6 separate regions of the Homo sapiens genome follow, and all the other regions are linked to region 6. Evidence: chromatin contacts called from ENCODE Hi-C or POLR2A ChIA-PET data. All regions are on one chromosome and are shown on one strand. Each heading gives the region's core, a stretch centred on a gene start or an enhancer-like site at or near the end of the contact. The rest is flanking DNA. Distances are from core to core; before and after follow the strand shown. Region 1 holds the start of ABCE1 (ATP binding cassette subfamily E member 1). Region 2 holds the start of OTUD4 (OTU deubiquitinase 4). Region 3 holds the start of SMAD1 (SMAD family member 1). Region 4 holds the start of NR3C2 (nuclear receptor subfamily 3 group C member 2). Region 5 overlaps ARHGAP10 (Rho GTPase activating protein 10). Region 6 holds the start of SLC10A7 (solute carrier family 10 member 7).

Region 1 (2,762 bases), core at 236-2,735, 1.4 Mb after region 6:
ATTGTAACGCTGTGTAAAAGCATTTCAAAGACTGCTGTTAACTAATGATGTTTAGTATCACATGAAATAGTCTAACCCATGCTTATTGTAGTTTATTAGTCTTACAAAACACGTAGAAGTTAGGAGTGGTACACGGCTCTGATTTCAAAGAGTTTTAAGTTTAAGACATTTAGAAGAACTCTAACTTAATATTGTTTTCTCCCCCTCTCTCCCAATTGTTAGATGCTCTTCCAACAAACAAACAAACAAAAAAACTCCCTTTTTTAAAATAGGGGAGAACTAAGTTCTCAAAAAGCTCACAAACCCCAAACAGCTTTTGGTTCAAATACAGGTTCTGAGCCTTTGGTTACACTAACAAAGTATTAGTGTCAGGTGGCTGGTATACAATGAATATTCTCAGAATATGGGACAAACTACTGCAACATAAATGCCACTATCATAAATGACTAGTTAGCAGTCCTGTTGGGAAAGAGTAAAAAAATAAAACATGTTATTTGGACAGTTCTTCCTCTTATAGATTTTTACCATCAAAAAAGAGAAAATAAGCTTATGTAGTTAATGGGAGGTGGGAATTCGGCTTTGGCTGTCATTCATTCACAATACGTATTAAATGCCTACAATGTACGAAGCCCTGAAGAGATAATAAAGGTATTCTGAGTAAAGACATCAACCTTGATCTCAATGAGTATTAGATACAATAAAAGGAAAAACGGGTAAGGGGAGAAAGTGCCTAGTGCTACAAAAGCGTACCAAAAAAACTATAGGATTTCTACTGGGAAACTACTTGGGACAACCCCAGTCATAGCTGCGTACACGCTGTTCTGAGAAAAGCAGAGTGACATGTGGGCATCATTTCTATAAAGCCTGGGAGTGGACAGCGAGTATTCGACTTCATGGCGGCAAGATGCCATGACTCATTCCACTCAACAAAACGTGGAAGCCACGACTTCCCACAACCAAATATGCACATGTGACAATATATCCATTTTGGGTGCTGGAGGAGTGTGGGGGTACTAGAGAGTGCTGTAAGTTCTAAAGGTGCCTTCCTCTCCAGCAGGTTTAGCTTCAGGGCGGGAGTGGGGTAAAGGGGGAGTGGAGACTACGGCATCTAGGTCCATTCTCGAAGTCCCTCGCGGGTGTGGCAGGCAACAGCGGCGACAGCCGGGTCGGCTGGAGGGGAAGACCGAGGCGCCCCCAAGCTCTCGGCGTCGCCCGCGCTCCATCAGTTCCAGCTGTCCCGCAGGAACCGCTGCCACGCGCTGCTGCTGTCTCCGCCACCTAAGGCCTAACCAAAGGCTCTCGGAGAACGTCCCTACATTCTTTCCAACCTGGCAGATGGCAGCTAACGGCCAAACCTCTCCGGGCTATTCACGTACCTGGAGAAAACGATCCCCTTGCGGAGGGGAGCACAGAGGCCAAATCAGCTCTTGCCTTCACTTTTCAGCCACACAGCGTGTTCTCACGGCCACCGGCCAAAATGGCGGTGCCCAGCCGCCGCACGCGCAAGCCATAGGACGTAGTGCGCGCGCGCGACATAGAGCGTGAGGCGGAACCCTGGAGGTAGGTAGGGAGATATGACGTCATTGAGCTGCGACCCTTGTTCAACGCCGTTGGCGAAGCCAGCTGCTGGAGGTGCCGAGAATCTGAGTTTCGGCAAGCAGCCAGGTCTGGAAACTGTGAGTGTGTGGGCTTTTCTCCGACGTCGAGCGTGGTCCTAGCGTAAACAGATGCATTCGCCTCTCCGGTTTCAATCTTTTTTTACGTTTGCGCTTTCCTCAAGGCCGGTGGGTCAGGAGTGGAGCCTTAGTCATTCTAACGCTGGAGGTGTCAGTAGGACCAACAGAGTCTGGTGCCGACACGGCTTACTGTTGCGCGCTCTTCTAGGCCTCAACTTCCTCTCAACTGTGTGGTCAGTTCAGGGCCGGGAATCCAATCTTTTCCGAGCTCCATATTTTATCCACTTGGTGGCGTCCAGTCCCAAGTCCGGCAGTTGAATTCTGCCCTAAAGATGGGCTTTATTTCTATCTTTTTTTAGGTAACAGGACATTCAGTTAGTAATGATGGTTGCAGGTTGAATAGTCTCGCCCTAGATCTCACCTAACTTGCAGGCAAGTGACAACTAGTTCATAACTGAACCTATTCATCTGTTTATTCATTCAGTAAATTACTTATTGAGCGTTTAAGCCTCAGGCCTTGCCAAAGTTTACAGTCCGTTGTGTCTGCCGTTATTTAGTAAGTATCAAGTGCTTGTGTGCCGATTAAAGAACAACTTCGGATACAATGGGAGGTGTCAAGGAAACGGTATGCAGAACTATTGCACCTATTTTGAATAGCATATATAACAATGTTCAGTAGCAGTAACTGCGCTACCAAAGCAGTTTTACATATTGTTCACGATCCAGTATTGAAGTGTTTTTTCACATATGAATAGACTTAGTAAAATTAACAAAAGATGTGAAAGATGAGGTCAACCTTTTTAGAATGGGCCAGTTATTCACTTCAAAATCTTGAAGCCATTTTCCTGACCTTATCTTCTATGGTAAGAGCATATGTAAGTGAACTTTTAACATTTTTTTCTTATTTTTGTGCTTTTTGGGACAGTGTCTTGCTCTGTTACGCAGGCTGGAGTGCAGTAGCACGATCTCGGCTCACTGCAACCTCCGCCTCCCAGTTCAGGTGATCCTCCTGTCTCAGCCCCCCTGGGACTACAGGTGTGTGCCGCCACACCAGGCTGATTTTTTGGAATTTTTTTAGAGACAGGG
Region 2 (2,824 bases), core at 276-2,775, 1.3 Mb after region 6:
CCAGGCTGGAATGCAATGTTGGGATCTCGGCTCACCGCAACCTCTGCCTCCTGGGTTCAAGCTATTCTCCTGCCTCAGCCTCCCGAGTAGCTGGGAGTAGCCTCCCGAGTAGCATGTGCCACCACGCCCGACTAATTTTGTATTTTTAGTAGAGACGGGGTTTCTCCATGTTGGTCAGGCTGGTCTCGAACTCCTGACCTCAGGTGACCGGGCTGCCTCGGCCTCCCAAAGTGCTGGGATTACAGGCGTGAGCCACCACGCCCAGCTGAAACTATACTTTTCTAAACCTGATTTCAAAGTGTTTCTTCGCTACAACAAGTAAATTTGAGGCAGGGACATTTTTTCATTTAGGTAACGATAACGTTTGTATTCTCTAAAAGCAGCATAATTTGAGATACAATATTTAAACATTAAGAAATCAAAGACGCTCCAAGGAAAGTGAATACATGACTGATTGCTTGCACTGAAAATACTGAAAAGTGTCTAACGTAGTTTTTAAAAAATTTTTGTCGTTGGACTCTCACCACCTGGCCTGCCTTGCCCCCCATTCCAAGGTATTTGACTACATGTCTAAACCTATAGTAATGCTCCCTTTTCTTCTCCCTCTCCTCCACCATAGCCTAAAAGACTGAATTAGTTCCTATGATTAACCATGTATTTAAATAAGGACACCAGATGTTGTATCTTAGCAAAATAAAATTTTGGTGCAACAGAAGCATGCTGGATAAATTCTGGGTTCTAAAGCATAATTTAACTTTGTCAATTCCCTGCCATTCAACGTCGGAGGGTGGGAAGTTGAGCTGAAGCCTCGAGCACTGGTGGAAGCCATGGCCAGTCCAGTCAGCATGTTATCAAGCAATTTACAAGATGAATTTTTTAAGGGGGAAAAAAAAACCCTAACGTCTTCCGACAGTGACATGTCTCTGTGATGGGGTGCTCAGCTACAGTGACAGGGTGAACAAAAATGTCTTTGGCAAAGCCTTCATCTTGCCGTAGTACGTGAGCTGTACTACTAATAGCAATCAGCAGTCCACGGTTGATTTATGGACAGAGTGTGTCGTCCCGCACCGTGCCAGTTCCCGGAGCCTCAGCCAATTAGCTCTATTTTCTGCTTAAGCCGTTAAAGCCACCTCCATGGAAACACCAGGAGAGCAGGCCGGGGGGAAGGGAGCAGACAGGTGCGCCCTCTGGAAAGAAATACACAAAGGGCCGACACTGCGCCGCCGTGTCCCTGGCAACTCCACGCCAGCCCGGCGCGCGCGATTCCCGCGGCGCAGCGGCAGGGTTGGCGGGTGGCGCGCGCAGGTCGCCCCACATCGGCCGGCGGAGCCCCTCGGCCTGCTCGCGGACGCGGCGCCAGTGCAGCGCGAAGCCGGCTTGGGGCGGTGGCGGTGGCGGCGGCGCGCCCGCGCTGTAGGGACTTGTAGTCCGCGCGCCTCCCGGGCACCTCCCCCGGGTAGGCCGGCCAGCGCGTCCCCGCCCGCCGCAAGCCGACTTCCTGCGGCTGCCAAGACTACATCTCCCGCCGTCCTCTCCGCTGTCGGGCCGAAAGCGAAAACAAATTCTGGGCTGCGAGGTGCTGTTCTCTCCCGGGCGCCCCCACCCGCTCCCTGCCCCTCCGGCGCCCTCCAGCGAGGTGGGGAAACGAAAGGCCGCGTCTTTCTTTTTGGTTTCCTCGGCTCCCGGCGTGGGGAGTGCGCGGGGGCGCAGGCCCCGCTTCACCTGAGCCGGCCCAGCGTGCGCGCCAGGGGCGGGGGTTTTCTCGCTTCACACCGGTACGGAGGAGGAAACTTGTGGGGGCGGCGACCCCCGGCCTGGGTCCTGAGTCAGGCAGCGAGGCCGTCGGGAAGTGACTACTCACTCTCGGGGTTTTCCTTAATCCCGCTCCCCCCGTTTGTCGTGGGCGCGTGTTCGCTCCGAGGAGGCGGCCGCGTGCGGACAGCCATGCATTAGGCAGGGCTTCCCTATGCGCCCGGAGAGCGCGGACCGCTGCCTCGGGCCGCCGCCGCCTGCCGCCGCTCGCGGAGCCCGAGCCCCAGCCCGAGCCGCCGCCTGCCCCAGGCCGGGGCGTCGAGCAGCCGGCGGCCTGGCCATGTGGGGCTAGCCCTCGCCGCGCCTGGCCTGCAGCAGGACCAGCAACATGGAGGCTGCCGTCGGCGTCCCCGACGGCGGGGACCAGGGCGGCGCGGGGCCCCGCGAGGACGCGACGCCCATGGACGCCTATCTGCGGAAACTGGGCTTGTATCGGAAACTGGTCGCCAAGGACGGGTCGTGCCTGTTCCGGGCCGTGGCGGAGCAGGTAATTGCGGGGGGGCGGGGAGGGCTTCGAGGGGAGGCGGGGACGGCCCGGCGGGTCTGGGTGGGGAGGCAGCTGCGGGCTGTCCGGGCCGCCCACGGCCGGGGCTGCGCGTGCCCTGGCTGTCGTCACAGCGCCCCATTGTAACGCCGGAGTGGGACGCTGCTTTGCGTCTGAAAGGTGCAAATTGAAACTCGAAAGCCCGCAAATTAACGGGGTGTCTCTCTCCTGATGAAGAGGTAATGAGTTGAGGACAACTTGTGAGGCCTGCTCGGAGCTTGTACAGTTGATTTATTGCTGGGGACCTGGCGACATGATATTTTTTACTTTTGTTCCGCATTCACCTTCCTTCCCTTCGTTTGAGAAGCACCACGCTCACCCCACTCCAGTAAACCAAGTGTTTACTAGAAGTGGTGGATCAAACTTTACTTGTGGAACATATTTTGGTTTGCTGCTGGACTTTGGAATGTAGGGTAGGCAAGCTCGCCCATGTCACTTGAATCAAATGGGCAAACTGCCGTTTGAGAA
Region 3 (2,743 bases), core at 190-2,689, 1.0 Mb after region 6:
AAATAACAGAAATCATGCAACTTCTGTATCATTCCACGTACTTTGAAACTTCAGATACAATGGAAAGAAAAGAGGGGGGAGGGCAGAGAAAAAGGACAGTTGTCTCAGCACTCACGAAAAGGATGCTTTCTCAGGAGATGGTTCTGAGACCGGCCTCAATTTTCAGAAGGAACGCGCCTTTACTGGTTATCTTGCACCGTGTATTTAAAAATTGCATGCTCTTCAAAATAAACAAAAGCTCAGCTACTGTAGCTGTGAGATCTGGCAGGCATTTGTTCCTCCTCCCCTCCTAAAGCACATCAAGAAAACGTTCTCCCTTTAAAGCCTTCATACAGTTTCAGCAACTAGAAAAACAAGCCCACATCTGTCTCTCACGCCCACCACCCCCACCTTCCTACAGAAACAACCCCGAGAAACACTAACAAAGACAGGGAGCAGAGTAAAGGAACAGTTGTTCAACCGCGAACTCACGAATACACATGCAGTGAGGCAATCGACTCCGGTAAAGGGAAAGGAACGAGACACCAGGAGACGCAGCGGGTGTAGGCGGAAGAGGGGGAAAAAATTACGCGCCGCCGCCAAACCTTTGAATAAATTAGAGGGGATCTCGGTGCGAACTTTCCTTGACCTCGACCCCAAAGAGGCTTGCTGGGGCCGAGAAGAAAACCCGTGCGGGATGTGGAGGGGCCCGGGGCGCCGGGGTCCCCCGCCCGCGAGACCCGCTCCACCAGGCGCCTTGGAGAGCAGCGCCAGCGGTCGTCCTCCAGCTCCCGCAGGGGTCGCCCCGCCGGCGCGGGGGACACAATGGGTCCGCGGGCCACGCGAACGGGCCTCGGCCCGGCGGCAGCACGGGAGAGATGTGAGGAGCGCGCGGAAGGGGAGCGCGGCCGGGGAGATCCCAGCGCGGTCAGGCCCGGGAGCCGAGGCTCGGGGGCCCGGGAACTGGGCTTCCCACAGCAGAAGACCCAACAAAGACACCAGGGGAGCCCGGCGGGCTGGGCGCGAGAAGACGTGGTAGCAGGTTCGCTCCTCCGAGCAGACGGGAGGCGCCATCATGGGGGGGGGGGGTCGCGGCCCGCCCCGCGCAGAAAGAGCCCCCTTCCCGCCGCTGCCCGCGCCCCCAGCCCAGCACGACCGCGGCGGCCCCACGCGTGCAGAGACGGCGGCGGCGGCGCTGGAAAGCCCGGGGCGCCGAGGGGAGGGCTGGGACGCGGCATGAAGGGAAAGTTCGGTTCGGGTCTGTTTCGTTTTACCGGGTTGGCGGCGCGCCCGTCCGTGTGGGAGCACGAGTGGCCGGGCGAGCGGGGTCTCGCGGCCCGGGTCCGGACGGCCGGGCGCTGCGCCACTCTCCGCTCCCCGAGCCTCGGCCCGGGTTGAGCCGCTCGGCCTCTCCTTTCTCCGCCCGCCCGCCTGCTTTCTCCTGGAGCCTGGATTGATCTGGTCGCGCTGGCGTCAGGGAGTCGGAGCTGCCCAGCCTCCACTCCTCAGCTGCCAATACCCGGCGCACTCGCCTGCCCGCCCGCCCGCTCACACGCTCACCCGCTCACCCGCGCGCCGCCGCCGCTGCCGCGCGACCAGGGATCCTCTCCAAATTCCCGGCCCGGCCGGCGTGAGCGCAGCGCGGCCGGGGCCGGAGGACGGCGCGGGGGAGCGGCCGGAGCCACCCCCTTCTACCGGCAGCCCCACGCCCCGTTTCTTCCTGGAGAAAAAACAGTGTGGCGGCGTTCAGGCTTTCCTAACCCTGCCTTTTTAGTCCCGGTGGAGCGGACTTAGTCCATTATCTGCAAGTGAATTTCGATGTTCCATATGTTTATTTTCTGAAATGTTCATTAACGCTTCCACCGCGCCCACTGAATCGTTCTATAAACGTGGAGTGCATGTTGACAGTTACCTTTCGAGACGCGCCCTTTTATGTCTATCTTTCGTTGCCCCTCACTCACTCTCCAATAATTTGCAGGCCCCAGAAGTTGTACGTACCCAGAATTGGATAGCCTAGTAAATACTGCACGTGGTTATACAAACCCTGAGTCAACAGATGCGTTTTGTGTCAACTCAGGATCCAGTGATTCGAGTAGGTAACCTTGTTGCTCCAAATAATGGCATGCCATAAGGAGATACTGCTTTAGAACTCCACATTTTTGGTCCAATTTCTACAGTCTTTTAGATGATGCCAACTCCCCCGCACTTAACTCTTACCTACCTGATCTGCATAGACATTGAAAATATCTTCTTGCAAGAGTCAACTTTTCTCTTGGCTAACTCTTGAAGCTGCATAAAATCTTGCATAATTACTATAATGTTGAGTTACGTTTAGAAAAAATGATTTTTTTTTGAGGAATAAATTTCACATGAAGCAAAAAAAAAAAAAAAAAAATCACTCCCAGCAATGTATATCAGAATATGTCTTCTAATTAAATTCCTTTTTCCCTTAACCTATTTGAGCACTTACTGGTCAATTCGTGGGCCTCATCTTATTTTCCCTAAAAGCAGCGTTTGACGCAGTTGATCATTCTCTGCTCCTTAGAACAACAGGAAAGTGAACCTTGTTAAATGCCACTCGGATCAGGCCACTCCTCTGTTGAAAACCCTCCCTTGATAAATAGTATAAAGTATCCCATACAAGAGAACATTATTCAGCCATAAAAAGGAATGAAGTACTGATACTGATGCATGCTACATGGATAACCTTTCAAAACGTGAAGGGAAAGAAGACAGACCACACATTGTATTCTTCCACATATGT
Region 4 (2,700 bases), core at 184-2,683, 1.9 Mb before region 6:
AGCTTAACTAACTGTTAAGGAGAGGAGGGGCCTTTGGGCACAGGGTGTCCCCCGGTCCCCCGCCTCGGGCTTTGGCGGGCGCGAAGCGAGGGTGAGGCGGGAGGCCGCACAGCTGCCGCCGCCGGGCTGCGGGTCGCCGAGGGCCGGGGGACCAGATTTAGGTGTATACGTCACTGATGCTGACTCCGGGCCAGCGGGGAGCCTAAAACGGGGCCTTACATGAGAAGCCTAAAAGTCCTTAGAAATCAAAGTTAGGAACCCCATCCTTTTGCTTAGTAACTGCAGCATTTGGGTGGGCGGGAGGAGAATCGAGGAGGGGGCGGTTGGAGGGAAACCGAAATTTCTTCATGCAGACAACCGATCCTTAGAAAACAGTTTGGTTCCTTCCCCCCTCCTGTCTGTTTCTCCCACTTATGTGACCCACCCCCTCCACCCATTATAACGTGAATATCCTCGATGGTAAGCTTGCTTTCAAATTGAACTAGTGGAAAAATCCAATACTAAAGTAGTAAGTACAGTGACAAAATTATAAGGAAGTAGAGGAGCAGCTCTTGACCCTGCCACTTCTTTCATTTATCTTTCTCTCTCTCTCTTTTTTTTTTTTTTTTTTTTTTTTTTTTTTTTGGTGTTAGGGGTCTAAGGGATGGGAGGAAAGCTGTGTTTAAAGGGTTTTTCCAGCACGGTTAAAACAACTAAATTCAAATCGAGTGAACGTGATCGTCTTGCTCGCTGGCAGCGAAGGCTGCTGCTGCTCTGCTGAGAGGTAACTCTGGAGACAGTGGAAAGGGGCTGGGAGAGGAACCTCGAGGGTCGGGTGAAGCCCACCCAGAGTCCTCCCCGCGCGCGGACGCTGTTGGGCGGCGCCAGGGTCTGGGCTGCAGCTCACCTGGAGCTGCAGGTGGAGAGCGTGAGGGGACGACACTTTGCTCGCGGAAAAACCGACTTCTTCCGCGTCAGCACACTTTTCACATCTCTCCAGATATCCTGGGGTCGGTCAGAAGGAGAGCAGGGTGGACGTAAGCAAGTTTGGGGCGGCCGAGCGATGGGGGTGGGGGCAGCGTGCGGAGGCCGCCTGATGTAGCCACCGCCCGGCACCCCAAGCTCCCGCCGCGGCTGCGGCTTTAAGGAAGCTGCCGAGTCCAGGCTGTGTCGCAGCAACTTTGTATCAGTCATGTCGCCCGCCTGGTGACTGACAGCCTGGATTGTCCAATAAGAAGCCCGCCTGACCCGTGCGGCGTGGAGCCTTGCTTCTCTTCGGGCCAATAGGAAGGGTTCAGGGGGGCGGGATAGCAACCTGAACTTTATCTGGACATGTGACCCGCTTTTAAAAGGGCCAGCCCTCCAGCTGGCCCACTCCCCCTCCGGGCTTTCGCCCGCCCTCTCTCCCTCCCTTTTTTGCCCGCCCTGGCCCTGCCCCTGCCCCTGCCCCCTCCTCTCAGCCCCTCCGCGCCCGGGGTGTCATTGGGCCCGGGAGACGGGAGCCAACTTCAGGCTGCTCAGAGGAAGCCCGTGCAGTCAGTCACCTGGGTGCAAGAGCGTTGCTGCCTCGGGCTCTCCCGCTGCAGGGAGAGCGGCACTCGCTGGCCTGGATGTGGTTGGATTTAGGGGGGCTCCGCAGCAGGGGTTTCGTGGCGGTGGCAAGCGCTGCAACAGGTAGACGGCGAGAGACGGACCCCGGCCGAGGCAGGTGTGTAGGGGCGCGCGGCGGGGCACCGCTTGCCGTGCTCGGCGTGCGGCCGCGGCGCGGGAGCGTGCACTTTGCAGGGAGAAGTGGCTGCGTAATCCGGAGGCACAGTCAGTATGGTGCTGTGTGCTTGTTGTTTTGTTTTGGTTTTCCACTTTTCTCCCCCTTTGGCCGCCAGAGGACTATTTTGGGAAAGTTTGGCCACTTTGGATAAATGCCCTCTAACTAGCAGCTTTTAACTGCCTTTGGCAGTGGGAGGTCTACCACCCTTCCCTTTACCCAAAGATGAATTTCGGATCATTTTCCCTGTACAATTTTTAAAGGACGTTTGAATAATATTTCTTTCCTTTATCAATTGCGGACGCTCCCAAATCTCAGCCGGAGGTGTAGCGCATAAGGGCAGTTGAAGGAGATATAGATCCTAATAGATCCTGTATAAAAGGGGCTCTGGAAATTCGTGCATTTCCCGTTCGCTAGCATTCGCGAAACTCTTGAGACAGGCTACGCTTCCTATGGCATCAGTTGGAATTTTAAGGGCAAGGGAGAAGGGGACGAAGCTTCTTTTGGTGGCATCCTTACTCTGCTACTGAATTTTAGGTGCGTGGCTTTGCCTACTCAATTTAAAAAGACCAGGTTTAAATAATAATGGTTTATGGCACCATCAGTTTTAATTATTTATTATGACATAGGAGTTAGGAAAACTTTTGATAGCAGACGAGCTTTTGAAACCGCCGAATTTTAAAGGCACCAAATTGCTTCCTAACATTTTGTATTGCCATTTCTCTAGGTGCTGTTATTGATGATATTTACATAGTAATGATAACAGCATTCTCCATCTGTGAAGTCCTGCTGTGAAGTTTAAATTTTATGTTTGACATCGTGGCAGCTATCATGGAAAAGCTTGAGAGGAGAAGTTTTAAAAAATAATTTAAAGTGGAGCTTTTTCCTTTAAGGGAGGCATAGTTTTGTTTGGCGATTTTTGGAAAGATCAGGTGGCTCGGTAAATTAGGTGAGTG
Region 5 (2,934 bases), core at 37-2,536, 1.5 Mb before region 6:
CAATACGAGATCAAATCAGAAGTTTGCACTGCAATGAAAGATTCTAAACTCTCATTTGCCAGGTCTCTGAGCAGAAGCTAACACATTAGTGAAATGATCTTTCATGCCAGTCTGGGAAACATACAGCATAAGTCTAGAACAGCTGTCCTGGGCAAGAGTGTTTGAAAATGTTAATAAAGACAGAAGGAAATATTGTAGATCTGTATATTATGGGAAAATCTCTGTTCAAATAAATGCCAGTTATTCCTTAAGTGCCAGGAGAGGGAGAACTCCACACGCAAGCACATTGTTTGGCTCCCCACGAGCACACCGAGGGACAACAGCAGTGCAGAGAAACAAAGGCCTGTGACATGCAAGTCGCCATAACCCACGGCGTTGGGGGAGAAGGACTTTGCTGCCCATCAGGAAGGTTCGGAGTAGACCCACTGGCTCATCATTTACAGTCTGAGGACTTCCTGTCAGGCCTTGTGCTAGTCCCTGGGGACACCCAGGAAACCGTGACACCACCTGCTCTGCAGCCAAGTGAGTGGAGAATGCCCAATTAATAACCATAATACAGGCACTGAGAGCCATGTAGCGATCTGCCCAAGGTCCCTCAGAGGAAGAGTGGAGGAAGCACCTAATAACCATGGGGATAGCCAGGAGGGCTTCCTGGAGGAGGCAGCATCTGTGCGGAGCTAATGCTGAAGCTGATGCTACCATAGTCAACATCGTCATCACCTCCCCACACCCAGGCTCATGTGAGGCACAACTGTGCAATCTAGCCCTGTGCTAGATGCAACAGGCAGGCACTAGTACACTTATTCCCAACCACCCTATTATTCCACATGACATATGAGAAGACCATCTCAGAAAGGTGAAAGCAACTTACTCAAGGTCATGTTTCTAGTAAACCCTGTTTTGACAAGACAGCACAGATCTCAGACCCTCAAGTCCTTTTCAGTGACTAGAATGGAATATGGAAAGAATGGTGAGAGATGCAAGTACCGGGATATTCAGGAGGCACAATCATAACCTAAAGGCAAAGAGGGGCCATTGAAGGATTGTACGCATGCAAATTACAAATGCCTAAGACTCTGCCACTCTGCAGAGAGACCTGGGTGCCAGAGCTGGCACTATCATTGTTGGCTGAGTGCCAGCTTGCAGTTTCTTCCTCCCCTAGGCTTGTTCCTCTTTTTGTCAATAGCTAGAGGCTATGCTGAGAAGGAAGCGAATGACTTACGAGTGCCCCCCAGAGGTTGGCCCACAGTTGCCATCATTAGCCTGCACTTAGTGTCATCCACAACTGAAACTTGGCTGAGCAACCTAAACTCCCTCAGCTAACGTGAAGAGAGTCATGACTCATCGGCTGGGTCACTGTGGGTTTAAATGAGATGATAGGCGTAAAGCCCTGAAGCATAGCAAGCAGTCAATAAATGAAGCCCTCACTACTATTACATATTTCTAGGTCAGATCTTACCTCTGATTTCTAGGGTTATATCATCACTAACCATTTAATTTACCAAAAGACAGCAAATCAGCTATGCAAAGGGAAAAAAGTATGACTATATTAAGTAGATGTCATCATTTAAAAAATCTAAAGTTGCTTATAGAAACATGGCATCCTGGATTTGAGCTTGAAACAGAGAAAGAACATTATTGGAAAGACTGGTGAAGTCCATATGAAGTCTGTGGTTTAGTTAACAGTACTGTATCAACACTAATTTCATTATTTTTAACAAAGGTACCACAGTTCTGTAAGATGCTAAGAGCCGGAGGTGGGGTGGGGGCGGGAAGTGAAGAGGGGAAGTGAAGGGTCTACGGAAGCTCTGTAGTATCTTTGTAACTTTTCTGCATACCTTAAACTATTCCAAAATAAAAATTTATTTTAAATGATACATTATAAAAAGAACAACCCCACATAGGTTTTTCAGTCACTGAAACACTAAAAGCCTTCTGAAATTATAAATAAACATTTGAGGGCATCCAAAACCCATAGGGAAAATGTCTGGTTGGTTTAATGACAAGAAGAGATGTGTGAAGCTTACACTGAAAATCACCTGGCACTCTCCATCTACCACCACAGTGGTTAACTGCACTTCCTAAAGCTGGGTTTTAAGAAAGGTGGGCCCTTCCAAACAGACCTGTTTTGATTACTGATTAGCTCAAGATCAGTAAACTTATTCTGTAAAGGGCCAGAGAGTAAATACTTCAAGCTTGGCAGGCCTTCTGCAACTACTCAATTCTGCTATCACTGTCAGTGAAAAAGCAGCCACAGACAAAACGTAAACAACTAAGTGTAGCTGTGTTCCAATAAAACTTTATAAAGACAGGTGGCAGTGGGCCACGGTTTGCTCACCCCTGGATTAAACAGACCAGATAAGAAGCCTGGAAGGGACGTGGGGTTTGGGGGAGATGAAGACAATTCGGATGGAGAATCCCCTCCATCTTCACTGGTTTTGTGGTGCGGGGCTCCCCTGTTCGTGCCTGGGGCTGACCCACACATACCCAGTGCTTTCCTGCAGCAGAGGCCTTCTTCAACTGTATAAGATCATCTCTCAAGCAGCAGGGAGCCAGCCAATACATGAAGCCAGCACGTAAAAGCAGTAACTTGTTCACCTTTGAGAACAAATATCTTTATTTTGTTGCTTCCCTGAGACGGAGTCTTGCTCTGTCACTCAGGCTGGAGTGCAGTGGCGCAATCTTGGCTCATTGCAACCTCCGCCTTCCAGGTTCAAGCAATTCTCGTGCTTCGCCTCCCGAGTAGCTGGGATTACAGGTGCATACCACCATGCCAGGCTAATTTTTGTATTTTCAGTAGAGACAGGGTTTCACCATGTTGGCCAGGCTGCTCTCGAACTCCTGACCTCAAGTGATCTGCCTGCCTCAGTCTCCCAAAGTGCTGGGATTACAGGCGTATGCCACCGCGCCCAGCTGAGAACAAATATCTTTTGC
Region 6 (2,710 bases), core at 56-2,555:
TGTCTTTCCAGCTTTGAATAAATTCAGAATTAAAGTCTGTCATCACGAAACAATCTCTTCCAAACCTTAAGTTCTATTTTTAACCATTTAAGTGGCAGATGCCAGGTTATTTCAAAATATCACATACTATTTTCTTTCTTTCTTCATTTGGATGAATGATACAGTGGAGTTCATGCTCTTGCAGGGTCTACCGGTAGGAAGTCCATTCATGAAACCATCAATGTCACTGGTTGCCACAAGACATTTCAAGGAAGAAACTGGCAGATAGAACTAGCACTCGTGGCAATGGAAGGTAGGACTCCCCAACCTCTCAGACTCAATCCCCCACCACTTCCGCGTTGGAATCCGCGACCCTCTTCCCAGAGTTTTCCTGTGGCTTGGGTAGGTCAGCCCTGGGGGCGAGCCAGAGCGGGCACCCGCGCGCCCAGGGGCTTGCCAGCGCAGACCCCACTCCGCCCGCGAGTAGCTTAGTTGGTGGGGAGACTTCAGCTGTCACTCTCGGCCCGCAAAGGCAGATCTGCCCCGATCCCTGCAGCCCTCCCCAGTCCCGGAGACAGGTGTGGGCCGCAGAGGGAAGGGGATCCGGACCAAATGCCCACCCGCAGGCGAGCGACCTGGCGAGGTCGGGCCCACCTTCCTTGGGTTGTAGCGGACGCCGGCAAGCAGGGGTCCAGCGAACGTGGGCATCTGCCCGGCGCCGGATTTTCAACCCACCGCCAGAGATAAGGCTCCCCGCCCACCAGCGAGCCACTTTCCCGCGCGGACACCTCTAACTCCGGCAGCTCAGGCTGGGAACTCGGAGATCCAGAGTGGCCTCCCCTCCCCCCCGCGCATACGTCAGCGCTAGCGTCGTGGAAGCGCCGTAATGTCCCGAAGAAGCGCGTCTCCAAACTTGCACCCCGCTGCCGCAGCTTCAACGGAGAAATCCCTTGCCCCAAGCACACGTCAGCCCTGCCCGCGGAGTCATGGCACAGCAAAAGAGAGGCTCTCCATGGAGATATGCTCCAGAAGGGTGGGTGGCTGTGCCTAAAGGTTTGTTAGAAAAGGACAGTCAGTGAGGCTTGCTGGCTGTGGCGCCTTACGACGCTCTCCCCGACCCCTCGTCATTCAGAAGGTTCCGCAGGTCTCGACAGCGGTGCGCTTGTCAGCCCCATCCGGCGGCCAGCCTCCCTTGCCGGATCGCCCACGTTGTCGGCCTGGTCCGAGTTCTTCATTTCAAAGCATCTGCACCTGCGAGCCCGCGGCCAGAGGCGCTGGGGGCGTTTGTGCGCGTGTATTCTGAGGCGCGTGGTAGTGATGGCGGCGCTCAGTGAGACTTTCCTGTCACTGGCTACTACTACTCCCAACCCTCCTCAAAGCCGCCGGAGCAACCCCCAGGTCTTTACTTTACAATCGGCAATTTGACTTGCTCTGCTGCATGTCTGGAGGGACCAAGGAAAGTGTGGAGACGCTCCAAGGATTAGGTGATCGGAGCTTGAAAAGAAAAAAAGCCAAACAAATAAACAAAACCCACCCACCCTAACAAATATGAGGCTGCTGGAGAGAATGAGGAAAGACTGGTTCATGGTCGGAATAGTGCTGGCGATCGCTGGAGCTAAACTGGAGCCGTCCATAGGGGTGAATGGGGGTAAGTGCTGCACCTCTGCCGGCTCCACCGCGGCTCCCACTTCAGAACTAATTTGTGAGTCTTGGAAAGGTGGGGCAACCCTCATTGCAAGCGCTTGCCAATTTCAGGGGGCACTGACCAGCCTTTGGCCCTTTTGCTGATTTTCTAATTTACCAACCCCAGAGGGAACTTGTAATTAGGAACGAGGCAAAGGAATTTGAGGGCAGGTAGCCTTTTCCGTAGACAAACAATGACTATCCTGAGTGTCAAGAAGTGAGGTTACAGAGAATGAAACTTACTCCTCTTGCCTTCAAAGTAGCATCCTATCCCAAGGGAATCTAGGTTGCTAAGAGTTCCGTATCTATCTTGGAGTGGACCTCATTATCGAGTCTACTTTCGAGTCCTCCCCGCCCCCACATTAAAAAAAAAAGTGGAGGAAAAACAAGAAAAGGGACACCTCCGCCCCCAACTCAGATTTTATGGCCCACATGTTGGAGAGTGATGATTTGCTGTAGTTGCTGGTGCTCCAGAAACTCCCAAGCCGACTGACACGTTGCACTCTTTGATTACAGGACACTTCATTACAGCATACTTCCGTGTGCTGCCGGGATTCAGTTGCTATACTAGCAGTCTAACAGATACAGACTGTTAGACTATGTGTAGTGTAGTGTAGTGTGTGTTTTGGCAAGGAAATGTGGATGGACTGAAAGCATACTTAGATCTCTGAATAGTGGGAGCTTTGTACAGGAGATGATGGGCACTGGTGGGAACATTAGAAATATTAGTTTTTTATGCCCCCCCCAACACCTTTAGACAATCTTGTACTACTTTTCATAAACATTAATTGAATTTATTCAATTCGCTTGTCTTTTTGACCTTGTTTGTCAGTTTCCAAGCTTATTGACAGGTTTAATACCTAACTCATGCAACCGGAGCAAATAAGGATAGAGGTGAACAGGCACAATATTTCATAGTAGGAAGCGCTCAGGAGGATATTTGAAGTTATTTTTATCTTTTTGTTAAAACATGATGGAAGTGAATGAAATGATCTCTTAGGAGAACAGCAGTGGTCCCTTCTCCCCTTAACCTCCACCCCATTACTCT

Evidence for each region. Hi-C counts contacts between places; a loop is a spot of excess contacts on that map. ChIA-PET counts read pairs that join two places held with the same protein, here RNA polymerase II (POLR2A). Pooled maps may share reads with other maps.
Region 1: a loop to region 6 is called in a map of CD8-positive, alpha-beta T cell, with 7 times the contacts of the local background. The contact joins the promoter of ABCE1 here to the promoter of SLC10A7 in region 6. A Hi-C loop is called at or near these places in 3 of 168 maps with a recorded cell type or tissue (CD8-positive, alpha-beta T cell and naive thymus-derived CD4-positive, alpha-beta T cell) and 14 of 50 pooled maps.
Region 2: a map of OCI-LY7 shows a loop between it and region 6 (7-fold over the local background). The contact joins the promoter of OTUD4 here to the promoter of SLC10A7 in region 6. A Hi-C loop is called at or near these places in 3 of 168 maps with a recorded cell type or tissue (CD4-positive, alpha-beta memory T cell, OCI-LY7 and naive thymus-derived CD4-positive, alpha-beta T cell), 3 of 37 single-sample maps with no recorded cell type and 17 of 50 pooled maps. POLR2A ChIA-PET finds 5 or more read pairs at or near these places in 1 of 52 experiments (activated CD4-positive, alpha-beta T cell).
Region 3: a map of gastrocnemius medialis shows a loop between it and region 6 (7-fold over the local background). The contact joins the promoter of SMAD1 here to the promoter of SLC10A7 in region 6. A Hi-C loop is called at or near these places in 1 of 168 maps with a recorded cell type or tissue (gastrocnemius medialis), 2 of 37 single-sample maps with no recorded cell type and 12 of 50 pooled maps.
Region 4: a loop to region 6 is called in a map of B cell, with 20 times the contacts of the local background. The contact joins the promoter of NR3C2 here to the promoter of SLC10A7 in region 6. A Hi-C loop is called at or near these places in 3 of 168 maps with a recorded cell type or tissue (B cell, CD8-positive, alpha-beta T cell and naive thymus-derived CD4-positive, alpha-beta T cell), 1 of 37 single-sample maps with no recorded cell type and 16 of 50 pooled maps.
Region 5: a map with no recorded cell type shows a loop between it and region 6 (7-fold over the local background). The contact joins the enhancer-like site here to the promoter of SLC10A7 in region 6. A Hi-C loop is called at or near these places in 1 of 37 single-sample maps with no recorded cell type and 5 of 50 pooled maps. POLR2A ChIA-PET finds 5 or more read pairs at or near these places in 1 of 52 experiments (T-cell).

The regions. Positions count from the first base shown.
Region 1 is chr4:145,097,034-145,099,795 of GRCh38, reverse strand. ABCE1 (ATP binding cassette subfamily E member 1) reads right to left here and starts at 1,485. Exons shown (of 18, transcript NM_002940.3): 1 at 1,377-1,485. ANAPC10 (anaphase promoting complex subunit 10) reads left to right here and starts at 1,600. Exons shown (of 5, transcript NM_001256706.2): 1 at 1,600-1,676. RefSeq lists enhancers at 1,174-1,253, 602-1,473, 1,504-1,763, 1,844-1,893, 1,027-2,226 and 1 more.
Region 2 is chr4:145,179,290-145,182,113 of GRCh38, reverse strand. It overlaps OTUD4 (OTU deubiquitinase 4), which reads left to right and starts at 1,525. Exons shown (of 21, transcript NM_001366057.1): 1 at 1,525-2,299. The coding sequence starts at 2,141. RefSeq lists silencers at 1,119-1,518, 1,609-1,838, 1,959-2,418 and enhancers at 764-1,593, 1,594-2,423.
Region 3 is chr4:145,480,549-145,483,291 of GRCh38, reverse strand. It overlaps SMAD1 (SMAD family member 1), which reads right to left and starts at 1,439. Exons shown (of 7, transcript NM_005900.3): 1 at 1,254-1,439. RefSeq lists silencers at 621-720, 811-870, 1,211-1,370, 1,541-1,670.
Region 4 is chr4:148,441,147-148,443,846 of GRCh38, reverse strand. NR3C2 (nuclear receptor subfamily 3 group C member 2) reads left to right here and starts at 1,433. Exons shown (of 9, transcript NM_000901.5): 1 at 1,433-1,687. RefSeq lists a silencer at 1,236-1,525.
Region 5 is chr4:148,055,388-148,058,321 of GRCh38, reverse strand. The region is part of intron 20 of ARHGAP10 (Rho GTPase activating protein 10); the gene reads right to left. Among named protein-coding and RNA genes, the nearest start is that of MIR4799, 270 kb to the right of the region's middle. RefSeq lists an enhancer at 2,200-2,934. Within about 2 kb of position 1,286, at least 9 of the 41 ENCODE cell types and tissues checked have a DNase peak (open chromatin) inside an H3K27ac peak, as active enhancers do.
Region 6 is chr4:146,520,535-146,523,244 of GRCh38, reverse strand. It overlaps SLC10A7 (solute carrier family 10 member 7), which reads left to right and starts at 1,305. Exons shown (of 12, transcript NM_001029998.6): 1 at 1,305-1,627. The coding sequence starts at 1,528. RefSeq lists enhancers at 458-537, 708-1,127, 1,138-1,217, 1,438-1,507, 1,948-2,177.